Linked DNA regions of Mus musculus: region 1 is linked to region 2. A link is a loop called in an ENCODE intact Hi-C map of the cell type or tissue named here. Cell type or tissue: left cerebral cortex. All regions are shown on one strand. Each heading gives the region's core, and the rest is flanking DNA. Links, peaks and the distances in the headings are about the cores only.

What was found. Peaks named below come from ENCODE experiments on the same cell type or tissue, not always from the same donor. Only the 100,000 strongest peaks of a DNase experiment are listed, where the experiment ranks them.
Region 1: it touches region 2 in a loop (2.2-fold over the local background); 5 of 42 quality-filtered maps call a loop at or near these places.

The regions. Positions count from the first base shown.
Region 1 is chr6:147,472,567-147,480,891 of GRCm38, reverse strand. Ccdc91 (coiled-coil domain containing 91) reads right to left here and starts at 5,021. Exons shown (of 13, transcript NM_025911.2): 1 at 4,833-5,021. Gm6288 (a long non-coding RNA gene) reads left to right here and starts at 5,073. Exons shown (of 4, transcript XR_869623.3): 1 at 5,073-5,776. In left cerebral cortex, for the core only: a CTCF peak has its summit at 4,410; DNase peaks (open chromatin) are centred at 3,870, 4,596 and 4,962; H3K4me3 peaks cover 1,605 bases; H3K27ac peaks cover 1,356 bases.
Region 2 is chr6:147,806,962-147,815,286 of GRCm38, reverse strand. No RefSeq gene overlaps it. Among named protein-coding and RNA genes, the nearest start is that of Gm15762, 91 kb to the right of the region's middle. In left cerebral cortex, for the core only: a CTCF peak has its summit at 4,370 (motif pointing right); a DNase peak (open chromatin) is centred at 4,359.

The DNA of each region.
Region 1 (8,325 bases), core at 272-8,271, 330 kb after region 2:
TATTCTTAAAAGATCCAACACTTTTCTGAAAATCTAAACGACCAAGTTTATTCATAAAGCTGTGTATGCATGCTACAGGTCGTGTGTGTGTGTGTGTGTGTGTGTGTGTGTGTGTGTGTGTGTGTGAGAGAGAGAGAGAGAGAGAGAGAGAGAGAGAGACTTTTTCTCTGGCTCTGCACAAGTGACAAATGAAGACTAAGGCAGTTACAGTCTGCTCACATGAGCATTACTACCCTGCACCATCACTCAGGGATCCTTGGCAGAGGCTAGATGCATTAGCTCTACACCTCAATGGAAATGATTGTGTGTGGCTCGTAATCTAAACAGACTTCAGTGGCTGCACATGAGGACACAGAGCTTCCATGGTATATCAAGAACAAGATTATTATGCAAACAAACAGCAACAAGACCAAATTCCAAGGAAGAGAAATGAGCAAACACTCAGAGAGAACACATAATATATTTTTATATGTCCAGTTTCAAAAAAAAAAAAAAGCTGAGACAAACAATGATCAACAAAGAGTACAGTGTATACAGATAGACGGGAAGGGAAGCAATCAGCAAAAAGACACACCCTGGATTTACTAGAGAACACCATCAAAACTGGCAACTTGAACATTTTTATAGACCCACTCTCAAAGAACTCAAGGAAATTTCATTTTAATAAAGAGGGAAGACAGACTTCAAGTTATTTCCAGTGGAGTAATTTATAATAGTACCGACAATGATTTATAACTTAGTGACAGTGATTTATAATGAGAGAATAACAATGATTTATAACTGTACTGACAATGAAACGTGTGTAAAGAATGACATTGCAAACAAGGTACAAAATCGCCCTAGTAAATTAAATTACTCAAAATGCAAGACTTCAAAAAAAGGGATTAAAATATAAAGTATTTATAATTTTGCTTAATAATCTTCACAATGAAAAACAATATGGAGAGCACCAAAATGTAAGCAGCAGCCTTCTCAGAATAACAGTAGGGTAATTTTTTACCATAACTAACAATGATTTCTACAAAGAGACGAAGCAATACAACAACTGTTTATGATTGAATTGTAAAAGTTCTAAACAAACGAGGAGTCAAAGATAATTTCCTCAATCTGATCAAAATGATAAAAGAAAAAATAGACTACATGTTTTCTTTAAAGAAAATTACCAGTCACGAATGTCTTCTGAGACTTCTTATTCAGCATAACTAGAACTCTTAGCAGTGCAATGAGATAATAAAATGCAAACAGTTGGGAAATACAAAATTAAACAGCCTCTGTGGATGGATACGTGCATACGTAGACAATCACAAGGAGTCCATAAAGGTCACATGTACTAACAAGTGAGTTGAACAACACTGTAGGGTTCAAGAGCATGTAAACCTCAATAGTTATAACAGTAGCAATAATTAGAAATGTACATGTGTGTGGATATCATTTACAGTAGCAGCAAATGAACACACATACAAATGAAACAAAACAGAAATAAGATTTTTACGCTGAAAGTGAAAAACATTAAGAGAAACCTAAATCCTGCATAAACAGAATCACCTAGCAGATTAAAGACACCTAAGATGCCAGCCACCCCAAAGGGATGTATAACTTCAACGCACTCCTAACCAAACCCCTACAATAGAGAAAGCAGGCTGCCTCTAAGAGTTATACAGGAAGAAAAGAAGCTACAACATTTGAAACAATTTGAAAAGTAACCAAGCTAGAGAATGAAGCCTTCTGACTTTAAGACATTCTATAAAACTAGAGATGCACAGAATGATGAAACAGAAGAGAATGCCAGAAAGAGACAGAGCCACACGTACACAGTGAATTGCCTTCTCACAAAGTGCCAACAAGAATCCTGCTCAAGGACAGTAAGAAAGTTTCCCTCAGATGCAGCCAAATTCATGCATCTGTAAAGGAAAGGCTCAAAGAAAGCCACAGCCTACACCTTACATTATAAAGGAAGAGTAACTGACAGCATATCCTAAACACAATATCTAAAACTAGAAAAGGTCTAGAGAAAAACAGAAATTCTTTGCAACCTTGGACAGTGTACAAATTAATTTTTTAAAAAAAGGAAAAAGAACTGATCCAATGGATTTCATCAAAACTGAAATTTCACTCACACATTTCACGTGTCAGGAAAAGAAGCAAGTGGCAGACTCAAAGAAAACACTTGTGGACATACATACACATTATACACACACACACACACACACACACACACACACACACACACATGTATATGTAAAACTAAAGTTTGTGCCCAGATTGTATAGGATTTTTTTAATTAGACAATTAAAAACTCACAAAACACTTTGGAGGGATGCCTCTTGAAAGAACATACAAACAGCAACAACAGCACAGGAAAATGTCTTACAAGTTAGTTAACTAGAATCTCAAAATCATCTGTGAGATCCCGGCATGGAGGCACACAGCTGTAATCCCAGCCTCAGGAGGTGACAGCAGGATGATCAGGAGTTCAAGGCTAGCTTCAACTACGGAGCCAGTTGAAGGCAGAGTGGGCTATTTGAGAACCTCAAATTTAAAAAACGAAAACTCAATGACTCATGAGGAAACTCCTTCGGAAGTAGCTAAAGCAGGAGCTAAAATGCCTAACTGACACATGGCAACATGAACCATGCATCTCACTGGCAGGACTGCAGCACACAGCAGCCACCAGGGTAAACAGCAGAGCTAAAACGTTACCCATGCAGCTGCCACCTGGTCCAGCACCCTGCTTCTCAACACTGAACCAAAGAAAATGAGAACTTTTCTCTCTAAAGACTTAAATATGACTGTCCCCCCAAAATGCATTTTTACTAACAGCTTCATCCCAAAACACAAAACTCAGAAACTCCTAAATGTCCACCAACTAGTGAGTGAGTGACTACACTGTGGCCTACTCACAGACAGAAGTACCATGTCCCCTTTTTACGGAGACACCAAAAGGGCTAGAAAAGCATTCTGGGGGGAAAAAGTACGAACAAGGGACTGTGCTTCATCTTTCCACTTACATGACTCCAGAGAGGAAAAACCCAACAGAGGATGAATCTGTAGCCATCCTGGGGGATCCCAATGAGCAAACCGTGGTGATGTTATATGACCAGGCACACTTGTAAGAGTGAGTGCACACGAAGACATACTGAATTAGTTTACCCTGAACTAAACTCTAAGAAATGTCCTTCAAGAAAAGGTACATCAACTCTAGTTCAAATAAACTAAACCCAAGTTATTGGAAACTGAAGAAAGGAGACAACCAGAACCCGAACCCTAAACTGTACCAAGTTAACATGCACATTAATACAGAGTGGCCTTTCAAACGTTTACATCCTACAGGAAAGACAACACTTAATGGTAAGTTATACGGAAACAGTAGCCAGCAGGGCACTGTGATTGTGATCCTTAGAACTTAAACATTTTTCCTCCTTTTTCATTAATAGAAAGATCTCACCCACCTTAATTGATTCCCACTTGGCTTGTGTCATAGAGAGAGATTCCCTTCAAAGTTTCCTTTATTAATAAAAATCCTATATTCTTTACAAATCTGATAGTACCTGGGTGTTCAATAAAATGTCCCAATTGATGACAGGCTCTTTCTCTCTCACACACACACACACCCCAGAGAGAGAGAGAGAGAGAGAGAGAGAGAGAGAACAAACAATGGATGCTTCTCTAGGTGATTTCCTAAAGTTTTCTTTTTCTGTGAAGTATTATGATGATTAATATTTTTCTTAAAAACTCAAAAATCCTGGACTTTCTCATTTTGTTTTATGTTTTTTTCCAATTTGGAGTATGGTGTTGCTAGGCAACCAGTTCACAGTTCCCAGCCCACTGAAACATCTCTAGACATCCTAGGAGACACCAAACTTCCTCACCTCTCACCAGGCAATTCTTCACACATTAACACACCACATAGTGGCACCAAGGTGCAGCGGACCTAGCATCTTCCTGAGCCATTTATCCCAACAGGTGAGGTTCAAACAACCCCAAAAGCAACACAAGGTGTGGCTAAGATGACTACAAGTGCACTTCTCCTCGGTTTCTGTCGCCCAGGAAACTGTGAGTACTCTGCAGGCTTTTGTCTTAAATCCTGAGGTGACAGCTGACCCACCCTGTGACAAGATGGCAATCCCTCAACCACGCAGCATGCAAACATGTTCCATAGCCTTCCACAGAGCCGGGAAGTTTAAAACTAGGGGCGAAGACGTGTCAATGTCTGCACAGTGGAGGGATAAGTCGGAATTCGTGGGCGGCCTCTGAGGGACCTAAGCTGAGCCCAAAGCCTTCACTTCCCCAGAGCGGAGGGCCAAGATCACGGCGGCCTCACCATCCCAGAGCTGTCAGAGCAGCTGACAACTCTTGTGCAAAGCTCCCTCCTGCGGAGGCAGCCGCGCAGACGCGGCATCCTGGGGGGGCGGGGAAAGGTGTGTAACAGACAGAGGCCAAGCGCTCCGCACGATGCTCGCCTGGGGTGAGAACCCGAGACGCCACTGAGGGTGTGTCCAGCGATCAGCTCTCCAGAACTCCGAGTGCACAGTGCGCGCTTTCCCAAGGTCTGAGACCGGAAGGGGTGCGCCGCTCGGCACCGACGGGAACCGCATCAGGGTCAACACTTCCGTTCCGCCGGGGCAACTACAGCGCGGACAACAAGCGGACTTACTATGGCTCTCCACTCGGGACTACCCAAGTGCAGGGCCCCGCGGGCGAGGGCGGGAGCGAGGTGTCTCCCTGACCCAGGTCCCGTGAGTCGCCCGGCCGCGGCCTCGCGACTCGCAGTAACTTGGTCACGTTCCCACCCGCGGCCGAGACCCGGACCCAGACGGCGAGCACCCGATTACCTGCGCCCACCGCAGTGCTCCCCGCGCTGTTGCGCGTCACACCCGGCTCTCAGACACTGGCTCCGGGACACCGGCTACGCAACCACCCCCCTCCCGGTGACTGCTGGCCCAGGAACCCACGTTCGGGCAGCCCACACACCACCCGGCGTCCAGGACATCCTCACCGGAAGTTGATTTCTACCTAGGCCCGCCCAGGCCTGCGCGCGGCGCTCCAGGCATCCGCGGGCGCATCACATGACCCCCCAAGAGGAGGCCAGCTGAGCCTCATCTGAAGAGAGACCTGACCTGTGAAGTGGATTGACCTGATATACACTGGCCTGACCATCCTCAAAAACTACATCATGTCTTTATCTTTTGTCCTGAGCCAAAACAAACTATTCAACAGATATTCCTCCTAACAGAGATTCAGCTGGCTAGGCCACAAGAAGAACCTCCTAGTTGAGTGATTCTCAGGTAATTGACTCTGCTATAGATTGGCTTCGACTTAACGCTTTTCCTGACCTTTCTCAAGATCTACCTCCTAGTAAAGGTTCTCAATCTCTCTTAGTGACAGGCCCATAAAACCACCTACCAAATCTGAATTTTTCTTCTGTCCAGAACTCGAATCTACCACGAGAAGAGCCTTTGCCTCTTACAAACAACCAAAATGTGAGAACTGAATAAAGCACCCGGCACTATGACATGCTCAAGAAATGTTTGACGTGATGTCTGGACCTATCGGCTTAGCGGAACTCTCAAGTTCCTGAACGTGCCCAAGCTGAAAGCTTCTCTAAACCACTGGATTTTAAAGATCTTCAGCGCTAGGACTGTAGCACTTGTAATCAACTCTCTCATAGCAGTTCGTTCATATTCCACTAAAAACAGTTGTTTTTTAGCTGTTCCACATCCTTACAGCAAAGCTGTCAGTCAACATCTTTTCCTGAAGGGAATATGCCATACACTTGGTAGGTTTTTGTTTGAAGGGGAGAGTAATTGTGTAGACTGTCGTGACTGTTACATAGAAATGGTCAACAGGTAGCACACTTCTCAGATGGTTTAGACAACATTCACTTAATTTTTATTGAACGTATACCATTTACTTGGAACTAGTCAAGTGGTAACAATCTGGGAATGAACCAAATATATCCAAGATATTTTACTGCCTAGTGCCCTGATCGTTTGAATGTGAGTCTGTGGACAACTTCTAATCTTCACACAGAGAGCATTATTGGGAATTGCTTTTCTCTTCCTTCCACTGAACAAAATTGACTGAACTATCTTTAATCTCTGTACTGAGTGGGAAGTATCAACAGGATCTTGACATGCCTTCACTGAGCTGGGCAACTTGAAGTCCTTAGTGAACAACTAATACTGAGCAGGTCACCTCTTCTGACCTTTTCCATCCTGCCCATTCTTTGCACAAATAAGTTGTATTTCTCTTATAGAAATTTGATGCTTCCTTACACACATATACTTTTTTAATTTCCAGTTGAGCACCAAGTCAAGGACCACTTCTTTGTATACTCAGCAAGCTGTTTCCCATTTCTCCTTTACATCTAGTCTAGTAGTCAAGAAAGTGGAAATACATTCAATAAGCATTTCATAAACTGATAGTCAATATCTATGTGTCACCTTATCTTTTCTCTTTGTGCTTGAAATTTTAATGCCTTTGGGTTTCCATCGAAACATCTGACCCAACAAAATGACCGTTTATCCCTACTGCCACCACTCTAGTTTCAGATCACTGTGTATCGGTCATCAGAATCTCACCTCAGAAACCCCACAAAGTAATTGGTAATTTTATCTTTAAATGTTTAACATGCTTACATGTAAGCACCCATCACCACATCAACTTTATTCTTTCCAGCTGTCAAAGGAGATTCCATGCTCCTCAGCAGTTATTCCCTTCCTCCATCTCTTCACACATCACACCTGCCCTAGGCAACATTAATCCACTTCCTCAAGATATGTCTAATTACATACAAAGTGTGACCTTTTGTGCCTGATCTGACCCACTTAGCATAATGTTTTGTGAGTCCACTTACATGAAGTACTTCTGTGAACAGTCTTCTAGAAGCTTTGTGGATAGATATTGGACATAGACTATAATTCCTGAGTCACATGCTAGTTCTACCCTTTAGGAACTTTGGTCCTCTTCTACACCATGTTACACTCCCTTCTGCAAGAAGGGAGGTCTTTCATATCTTCTGTGTCTCACTTCTGGAGAACAAATCTTGATCTTGATTACTCATCGAAGTGCTTCTACAAGCCAGCTGACACTGCTCTAGACATTTGTTGTGCATATGACTACAAACCCATAGTACCTGAGACGAGAAGTATGGCTCCCACCCTCAAAAAGAGCAAATGTAGAGAAAGATCCAATCAAATCAGAAATGGGGCCTAGCCAAATTAGAGGCGCTGAGTGCTCCTCTCAACCTGGCTAACCAGGAAGTGTTGCTCATTAGAAAGAAAGCTCAAGACAAGCCCTAAGGAATCAATAGGATCAAATCCAGCTAAGAAAGAGGACTATGCTCCAAACAAAGAACAGACAGAGCAAAGAAGGAGAGAAAGAAAAGAAAAGGAAGGGAGGATGGAAGGAAGGATGTGAACTTAATGTTTTCACTTACCTGGAGTTGTAGGATAGATACAATTTGTAGGCAGATATAGTGAAAGCAAAGATGATAGTGGAGACAGGCTGTGACAGCTGTCAGTGTAAAACACAGCCTCCATTCAAGAAAAAAATAAGGGATACTTTATTGCTATCCAAATATAAGTAATTGTGGCCTGGGAACAGTAACTCAAACTACAGTAAAATGATGTGTTCCACCAAGGATGAGATGGTATAACCTTTTCATTGTCACAGGACAAAATAAAGTCAAATAAATCCACTTTCAAACATTGTTGAAGACGTGAGCTAGACAGGCTACATCTCAGCAGAGAAGTCTCTGCCTATATATTCCAGATGTTATGGCTTTCTTAGCTTTAGTGGATTCTGGTATTCTGCTAAGTAAATACATTCCAAAGATGTCACCTGATAGCAAAAGGGAATGTTAGATCACATATGAACATGGGCATAAATGGCTATTAAGGAAACTAAAGACAGTCCAAGTTAATTTTGTTTCTGGATCTACTGCATTCCACCACTTGGTAATCAAGGACATTTTAATCAGAAATTCTGCAAAACCCTCAATATAGATATTACACTGAGGGCAGGTGGTATAATGTGAAATCACACTGGAAAAATAGGACTGTCTATTTTTCAGAGGAGACAAGATAAGGAAGAGTTTTGCAAACTCCACAGAAAGACTAGAGTTCTATTCTGAAGGCAATAGAAAACTTCAGGATTTGTTCTTCAAGGTTGAGGGTATTACATCAGCAGAGGTGTGTGGGTAAAAGGTAACCAAGGTAGATAGGAAGTAGCTGTAATGAATTATGAATGAGGTGGTCATGAAGGGGACAAAGTTTCTTGGAATACTGTAGGTAGCAAAGTCAATACAGGGGCAGGGAAAATCAG
Region 2 (8,325 bases), core at 291-8,290:
TCTTTAAAGAAGATACCAAATTGCCGAAAGATATCATGTAAAGACTGAAGTCTCTTCTGAACTTTGGAATTACTGGCCACCTCAGTGAACTCAATTTCATTGCATGGACGGAGCAGAAGCTAAATGCTGGTGGGTTAAGAGACTCACAGTTGAGAAAGAGGGACATGGAGAGCATCTGTGATAACTCCTATCCCCACAGCTCACCCAGACCCAAAGTAATATCCCAAATGGGAGGACATCAAAGGAATTCTTAATAATTGTGATAGGGATGCTGAAGTGTAACTCTCCACAGTTGATGGCTTCTGCCAGGGGTGCAAATGGTTAAAGATTCCGTTTTCTTCAGGGGGTGTTCTAGTAAGTATACAAATAGCACAAATTGGACTTGTCTGGGGGGGGGGGGAGCCTCAGAATGGTAGGGAGGCAGAAATGGAAAGACTTGGAAGTGAGTGTGATCAGGGTGTATGAGGTGAAATTCCCAAAGAGTCAATACAAATGTTTTTTGTGAAGAGAAAGAAAAGAAGCAAAAGAACGGAGGGAAAAACAAAACTCAATGACATGGAGATTTCTAGAAAAGTATATTGAAAAGGAACAGTGGTCATGTATAAAGACAGCCAGGAGACAACCCAGAGAGCAGCCCCTGAAAATCTGAATGAGAGGAGTGACCAAGGAGGCAGGCGAGGGACACTCCCACATTTAGCAGTAACTGGCCCAACCTTCTCTTTGTGAAGCTTTGTTGGGGACAGAATAAATCTATAGTGGAATCTGCTTGGGTGGGGACTCTGTGTTCTGTTTTTAAAACAAAAACAATTGCGAACTTATGAACCATTTATACTTCTTTCCCCCTCCATAAACTATTCAAGTTAGCAGGGAAAAATAAAGTTTCTAAATAAAGTCTTCCCCTAAGATTGCATTTTTCACTTGCCAAGCCAAGCAAACCAAATCTTTTGTTTCTCTAGCGATCTCACTTCCCAAGAAAAATACACCTGCAAACATCAGGGGCCAGGTTTTGCTCCACTGGTTGGCCATTTTTTTCTTTTACCCTTAAAGAAATGGGGAGGGCACTTCCACATTGTAGAATGGGTTGTGTTATGGGTTAGCCAAGAAGGTTAAGTAGGGCTAAATTAAAGCAAGCAAACCATTTTCTTTACTTTGGGGATGAAGTCATTGTCCCCTTGTTTGCTCCTGAAGATGTTCAGCTTAGAAGTGATGCTGTCAATATCTTCCTAGAGGGTATGGAGTGGCTCAGCAACTGCCAGTCATCATGGGTTTGCAATTGTAATAATAGCTATTGTCTGTGCAGTCCAATTATCTGTCTGGCATCCCACATCAGCCATCCTTCCATGGCTCCAGGAGAAGAAAACTCTTCACATTTTACTTGCAACTTAGAGACACTGATTCCCCAAGAGCAAAATCCAGGCACTTTATGTGAAGCTCTGGCATGCAGGCACTGTAAAATTCCAAACTACAGAAACTTTACCCAGTGTATTTTATTTTGGAACTTTGGGGTTTGGAAGAAAGGGCAGGAAGGAGGGAGGAAGCAAGAGGATGGAGAGTTGGGAGAGAGGAGAGAGGGAGGGAGGGAGGGTGGGAGAGAGAGGGGGGGAGGGAGGGAGGGAGAGAGAGAGAGAGAGAGAGAGAGAGAGAGAGAGAGAGAGAGAGAGAGAGACTAAGAACTAAGAGGGGTCATTCTTGAAATTATTCTGGTTTTTAGAAGTTCTTATCCTCCCAGATGTGGTTTGCTAGGGGCTAGTTTTTGTAGTTATTAAGGGAAAACAAAGGCAGCTAACAATGTTTGGATGTCTGCTCTCTTGTTAGGCACCAAGAAAGGTTTCTCATTTGCCTTCTCAGAGGACTCTAGAGAGTCCTCTGTTCTCCCCATGGGTTATGTGTAGAGACTGGGGCTTAATATCAAATACCTTGCTCCTGATGCAAAGCTAGTGGGTGGTAGAGCTGAAAACCAATCCCACATCTGTCTAACAAGTCTCAATACCCTTTTCTAGTGCCATTTGAAGGCATTTCTTTATGTGCAAGATACAGTACTACACAGATGTAGACAGCAATGGGAAGAGACATCCATTCACATAATTCAGATGTCTCACAAAGTGCCCATTATTCTTGGCAGTACAATTTTCCAGTCCCTTCCCACTCTCCTCCCAAGGGGTCCTTCACTAACAAGCATAACCACACCCAACAACAGCACTGGCCTCTCTCTTCCTCTCTCCTTCTGTCCAACTCCATCCAGTCTCAGCTCAGGCTCTTCTTCCATTTAGCCAGCTGGGAGTGCAGGCCGTCAGCAAATGTCTCTGCTTTCTTGCATCAATTCAGAAAGATGAGGGCACCGTCTTGTGCAAGTAAATGGCATGAGTATTGACCTAGCGGCTAGTCTGCATTCCATCCTTGTTTTCTTTAGTGATATTGGTACTTATCATAAACTGAGGCCTATCGCAAGATGCACAGAGGAAGGTACCCAGCTTTGGATACCTAAGAGGTCTACTTTACCTAAGTGCTTCAACAAGAGAGTAGAGAAGGAAAGATGCATAATAAAAGGAACAAAATACATAGTCTAGTCACCAATACACTACTTACGACAAGCTAACGATCTACTTCACCTGACCACAGGAAACCACTGCCGTTTCCTGCTCTCTGGGCTTGTGTGGGAGTCCAGAAGAGGTGAAGGCTGCCCATCACAATGAGTAACACAGTTGCAGACTCTAAAGGCTGACTGACCTCTCTGAGCAAAGCAGCGAAGGTCCTCAGCCCCTGTTTCCACTCCTCCATGTCATCTCTCACATGTGCTGGGATGGACGCTTGCACAACTGTCGCCACAGGAATCGTTACCTCAAGCACTAGGAAATGTCAAAGCCAGAAGATGGGCCTTTTATGCAAGCTACAGTTTCCTGGAGTCTTTTGGCCCTTGGAAATCAGAAGAAAAGTTACAGATGATTTTGAGCCACCACGTGGGTGCTGGAGAATCGTGATTGATATCAAACCTTGGATTTGTCAGAAAGGCCAAACCCATGCTACCCAGGTTCCTTTTCCTCACCACATGCATTTTCCACTGAATCTCCAAGGTGAAACATTTCCTATATTAGCTTGCTGCCGTCACCTTAAACTTGGACAGTCAGGCATTTTATCACCCAGTAAGACAAAACTTCTGTGGAGGAATGAAACAGAACTTTCCTCCGGAAAATACTGAAAAACTGAGTCGATAGGATGTTGGGGGAAACATGAGAATTCTTATACACATCTGCAGTTCTGAAAATAAAACCTCCCCCTCTTGGTAATGTGTTTGTGGAAATATTCAGCACATAACTGGTGTCAAAGGCTCAATAATCTAGGTGGGGTGGCTCATAGCATCCTGGTACCTAGGAGCCAGAGGCATGAGGATTGCTGCAGATTTGAGGCCAGCCTCAGCTACAAGGTTGTCAATAAAGCTGCAAAGCAAGAATTCCTCTAATAAAACAAACAAACAAACATAAGATATATGGTGTATAAGTAAATAAAAGCAGTCACAAAAATGAATGAATCAGTCATTGAAATGGGGAAAGAAGGTCCTGCCACACAGTAATTTTTCTAGAATGAAAACTACAGATAATGAAGATTAATTAGAGTTGAGTACATTCTGTGTGAGGTGTCTCTGTTCCACAGTAGCTTACAAGTTGATAAAGCATATGGGATCAACTGAGAAGAACCCAGAATTGTTGAGCAGCCTTAGCCATTTCCACAGAGGTTCCAAACATAGCTCTCTATATTGACAAAGACAGTTTCAACCATAAATCCCTAGTTTTCCAAGTACCACACTAGACCACAAACACGCCATTGGACACTGGGAAGGTGGATCTTTATTGTCAGCCTGAATGGATTTGGGATTACCTAGGAGGCACATGTTTTAGTGTGTGTAGGGTCTTTCCATGGGGGTTTCATTGAGGAGGAAGACCTGTTCTGAGTGTAGATGGCACCATCCCTGAGGTTGGAATCTTGCACTGAATAAAAATGAGAAAAATTAGAAAGCTGAATGAGCTGTAGCCTTCACCACTCTTTCCTAGATACCACGTGAGTAGCTAATTCATGCTCCAAAAGCCATGCCTTCCCTATCATGATGGGCTCTATCATTAAACCATGATCACAAAAAAAAAACCCTCTTCTTTTAAGTTGCTTCTTGTTGTGTATTTGGTCACAGCAGTAAGAAAGGTGAGCAGTGGTATATCATGTACTTTTCCCATTAACTAGCTAGGGGAAAGGCAGGACAAGGCTGGAATAGACCTGGCAATCCAGGAGATGCACGCTTAGCTCCAGATAAAAGCAGACAGAAACTCCATTCAACACCCCAGAGAGCAACTTTGCCTTTGCCTTGCCAGTAGGGGTAGCTGCTGAGCTGCTGGAACAGAGAGGTGCTTCCCATTCTGGTGGAAGATTCAAGACCTGCCACACTGCTTTCAGTTTGTCTCCAGGTAAAAGGCCACAGAAGGGCCCCCCTCCATTGCATTGCCACACCCAATCTGCTTCTCTCACACTCTCTTCCTTCTTACAGAACCTTCCTTCTTCCCCAATCCTCAAAGCCTAGAGCAGGTATGACTTTCCCTCACCAGCCAGCCCAGGACATGAACCTGGAACAAATCTTCCTCCAGCCAACATGTCATACCTTTCATCTAAGAACGTACATCTATCTATCTATCTATCTATCTATCTATCTATCTATCTATCTATCTATCTATCTATCTATCTATTTATCTATCATCTATCTACTATCAATCTGTCACCTACTTATCAACTATCTACCTATCATCTATCTATCAGTCCATCTATCACCTATTTATCTTCTACCTACCTATAATCTATCCATAATCTGTCTATTATCTATCTAGCATCTATCAATCATCACCTGTCAATCATACGTCTGTCTATCTACTATCTATCTATCTATCTATCTATCTATCTATCTATCCTAGTTTCACTGAGTTACAATTATTTTTTACTGGTAGATCTATTATATCTCACTTGTCTATCATCCAGATGTCTATTCCTCATCTGTCTGTCTATCTACATCATTCTCACTGAGCTATAATCTTTCTCTATGAAATATAAGGTTCTCGGGGATAAATTCACCTTTGGCTGTCAGAACCTGATACAAGTCCTGCTACATAGACACCTGGGTTAGGGAGATGAATACCAGCAGAGAGTCATATTTAAGGTTGCTCTGTGTGGTGCTGTGTCAGTTCAAAGATGATAGGATTTTTAGGTCTAATCCTCCATCCAGTGAGTAAGAAATTGCTCTGCGAGAAAATCTATTACTAAGGTGAACTGGCTGATTTCAGACTGAGATAGCTTCCAGATGAAGACAGTGTCTTCCTTGTTCACAGGATAAAAGAGGCAGGGAATTGAACAGTTAGTATCACTGGAAACATGTCTCAAGTGGACTGTCTGGTGCTTCTTTTGTCTGGGGCTAATGATAGTTGTCATCTTGAGTAAAGGACCCTATTCTGAGCCAGTGGGTACCTGAGCTAATTTTGCTGGCAGGCTAATCACAATGTGGATTAAGGGTTATCCCTGACTTCCTTTATTCTTTTATAACAAACTAAAGTCATCAAGAGGCAAAGAAAGGGGCAGGAAGGGAAAAGGAGAGGGAGAGGGAGAAAGGGAAGAGCAGGGAAAGGGAGGGAGAGAGGGGAAAGAGAAAGAGGAGAGAGGAGAGGAAGAATTCTGATAACAAGGGGAGTTTCAACAGCAGAACTTAGACGTTAGGTCTGCTTTATGCTAAGTGTGAAATGGCATGAGCTAGCTCCCCATGGACAATTCCCCAGAGACTTGTCTCTCACTAGAAAGACCTTTGTAAATGTTAATAGGTACTAGAAATGCTGGAAGTATATTTGCTCAGGGCCCAAGACATAAAATAATCATCAGTTTGTTTGTCTGATTCTAAGTGAGTTTAGTATTGATTTGCCTGATATGAATTCCAAAAGCCCACTATTTTGGGAAAGCCATCCAAACCCACTGTTTTTGATTCCTGGGAGTTTCCTTCAGGGGAAACTTCCTTTGCAATTCTGCACTGACTGGGGAGAAGAACGAACATACATAAAAGGAATGGCCAGACTTCCCTGTCTGCTCTTCTTCCTTGCTTCCAACCCCAAACCCTGGAGACTATTTTCCACTGCAGCTGGCTCTCCGGGGTGTGGCTCAAGTGCTGCCCTTGTTCAAACGGAAGAGTTCAAGTGAATGAAAGTTTGAAGTCAACTTAAAATCAAAACACAGACCTAGCATTTGTCAGATAGCTTATCTCAACTGTGTGGGATTTATGGGATTTACAAGCACTCTGACACGAGTGTGGCTTAGCGTATTTAGAATGAAAAGGACACTAGGAACGTCTTGCTCTACTTTGTAGTGGAGTGGAGGGCAGATCAGACAGGGCTGGGCAGTACTAAGAATAGATTCCTTCTTTCTAACGTTCATGATGGCTTGTCTTCTCTGCCACAATCATGAATTATTTCAATTTTTATATTTCTAATTAAATTTATTTACTTAGTGTGTATATGTTGACACACACGTGGAAGTCAGAGGATATTGTACAGGAGTCCCCTCCCTCCTTCTCCCATATGGATTCTGGAAACAAACTCAAGTCACCAAGCTTGGTGGAAAGGACCTTTTACCCTTTAAGCCACCTCGTGGGCCCAATTCGAAATCTGTGAGTATATAACACAGCATGCATATTGCAAACCTGACCATGATATCATTAAACACACAACAGTCAGCTATGGCTCAAGATTATTCTGTCTGCTGCTAGGCGACTTCCCAGAATAAAGTGGAGGCAAGGTCCTCATGCTTGTGGGGTCTGAGGTGCTGTTGTGAGCCAGTTCAGACAGGTACAACCAGTGCCTGCCAAACAGATCAGATCTTGGGCTACAATGTAGAGTCCTTGCCCCAGAGCTTCTCTGAAGGACCCAGATCCACCTGTTCACCTCAAAATTTATTCAGACTTTCTGGAAGTGGGAAAAGACACCAAACACACAGTTCTTACTGATGTCAGATGTCACTAGCTGAAGGGCAGATGGAGTCAGTTGTTGAAAGAATGAAGATTTGTTTGTTTTACTTCTAAGTCTGTTCGTCATTTTCTTGTTAGTGACTATTATGGGGTGAACTATTGTCCAGAACCAGGTACATTGGTATCCCCAGTACCTCAGAATAGGTCCTAATATAGACACAGAGTCTTTAAAGAGGTGCCTAAGTTAATGAGATTGTTGGGATGGGGCCCAATCCAATATGGTGGTGTTCTTAGAAAGGAAAAATGTCAACACTGACACACACAGGTTCAGAGGAAGATAACATTAAGAACCCAGTGCCAATCCCAACTTACAATTCCAGACACAACCAAAGATGAAGATGTGTGTGGATTGGTCAATTTCATGCTCTCACAAGGAATCAAACACGGTGACTCCCAGTCTGAGCATCGAGACAGAGTGCGCCTGTCATTTAAGCCATCCAGTATGGAGATGCTGCTGGTATCCCAGGAACCAAGTGTGAAATCCTAATGTATACATTTATTTTATGTCTTCATAAAATAAAAACACTTCTGCTTATGAGGAAGATACTTCTACATCCATGTTTTCCTCCCTTTGAGTTCTCCCAAATCAAGTATATGGGTGCAGTGAGGTTAAAGGTGGCAGGCAAGCAGGTCTCCGACAAGTCCTATCCTGAGAGAGATTAAGGCAATGTGGGCTCTGCTCACTTCCAGTAGCTCACACACTCCTCATTTCATAGCTCCAGGTAACTGTCTATAACTGATGGAGACACAGCCCCCATCTATAGACACAGATGTCTGCTTTCTTACTGTTTGTTAAGTAATAAATGTCAAACACTTTAGACAGGTAACTCTTGCAGTTATAAAAACACAGAGTATCAGAGACAGGAAAGAAGGAACATTTTATTCCATTTATCTCACTGTCTGCAAATGATAAGGAACAAGAGTCAATTTTTGCACTCTCCTTTTGTGTAACTGCCTTTGATGATCAGAGAGGAAGAGTCCTTGTCCCATGTATATAGAATCAAGTACACAATTGATAGAAGTTAGGGCAACTTTAATTGGTGCAACACAACTCATTGTCTCTTTCAGCTAATGTCAAACTTAGGAATGAGTGTGAGAAGTCAAAGAATGAAAACTCTGTCAACCTAGTGGGTTGAGAAAGCTTTTAGATGACAAAAAGTTTCAGTTGCACACTGATGGCCTTCACTTTTCTGTTGAATTGAGTAAGTTCAGAACTGATGAAAAAGGAAGCAGATTCCCACAGTACAAATCCCAAGTGGAAGGAGCCGTAGGAGAGGAGCAGGAAAGGT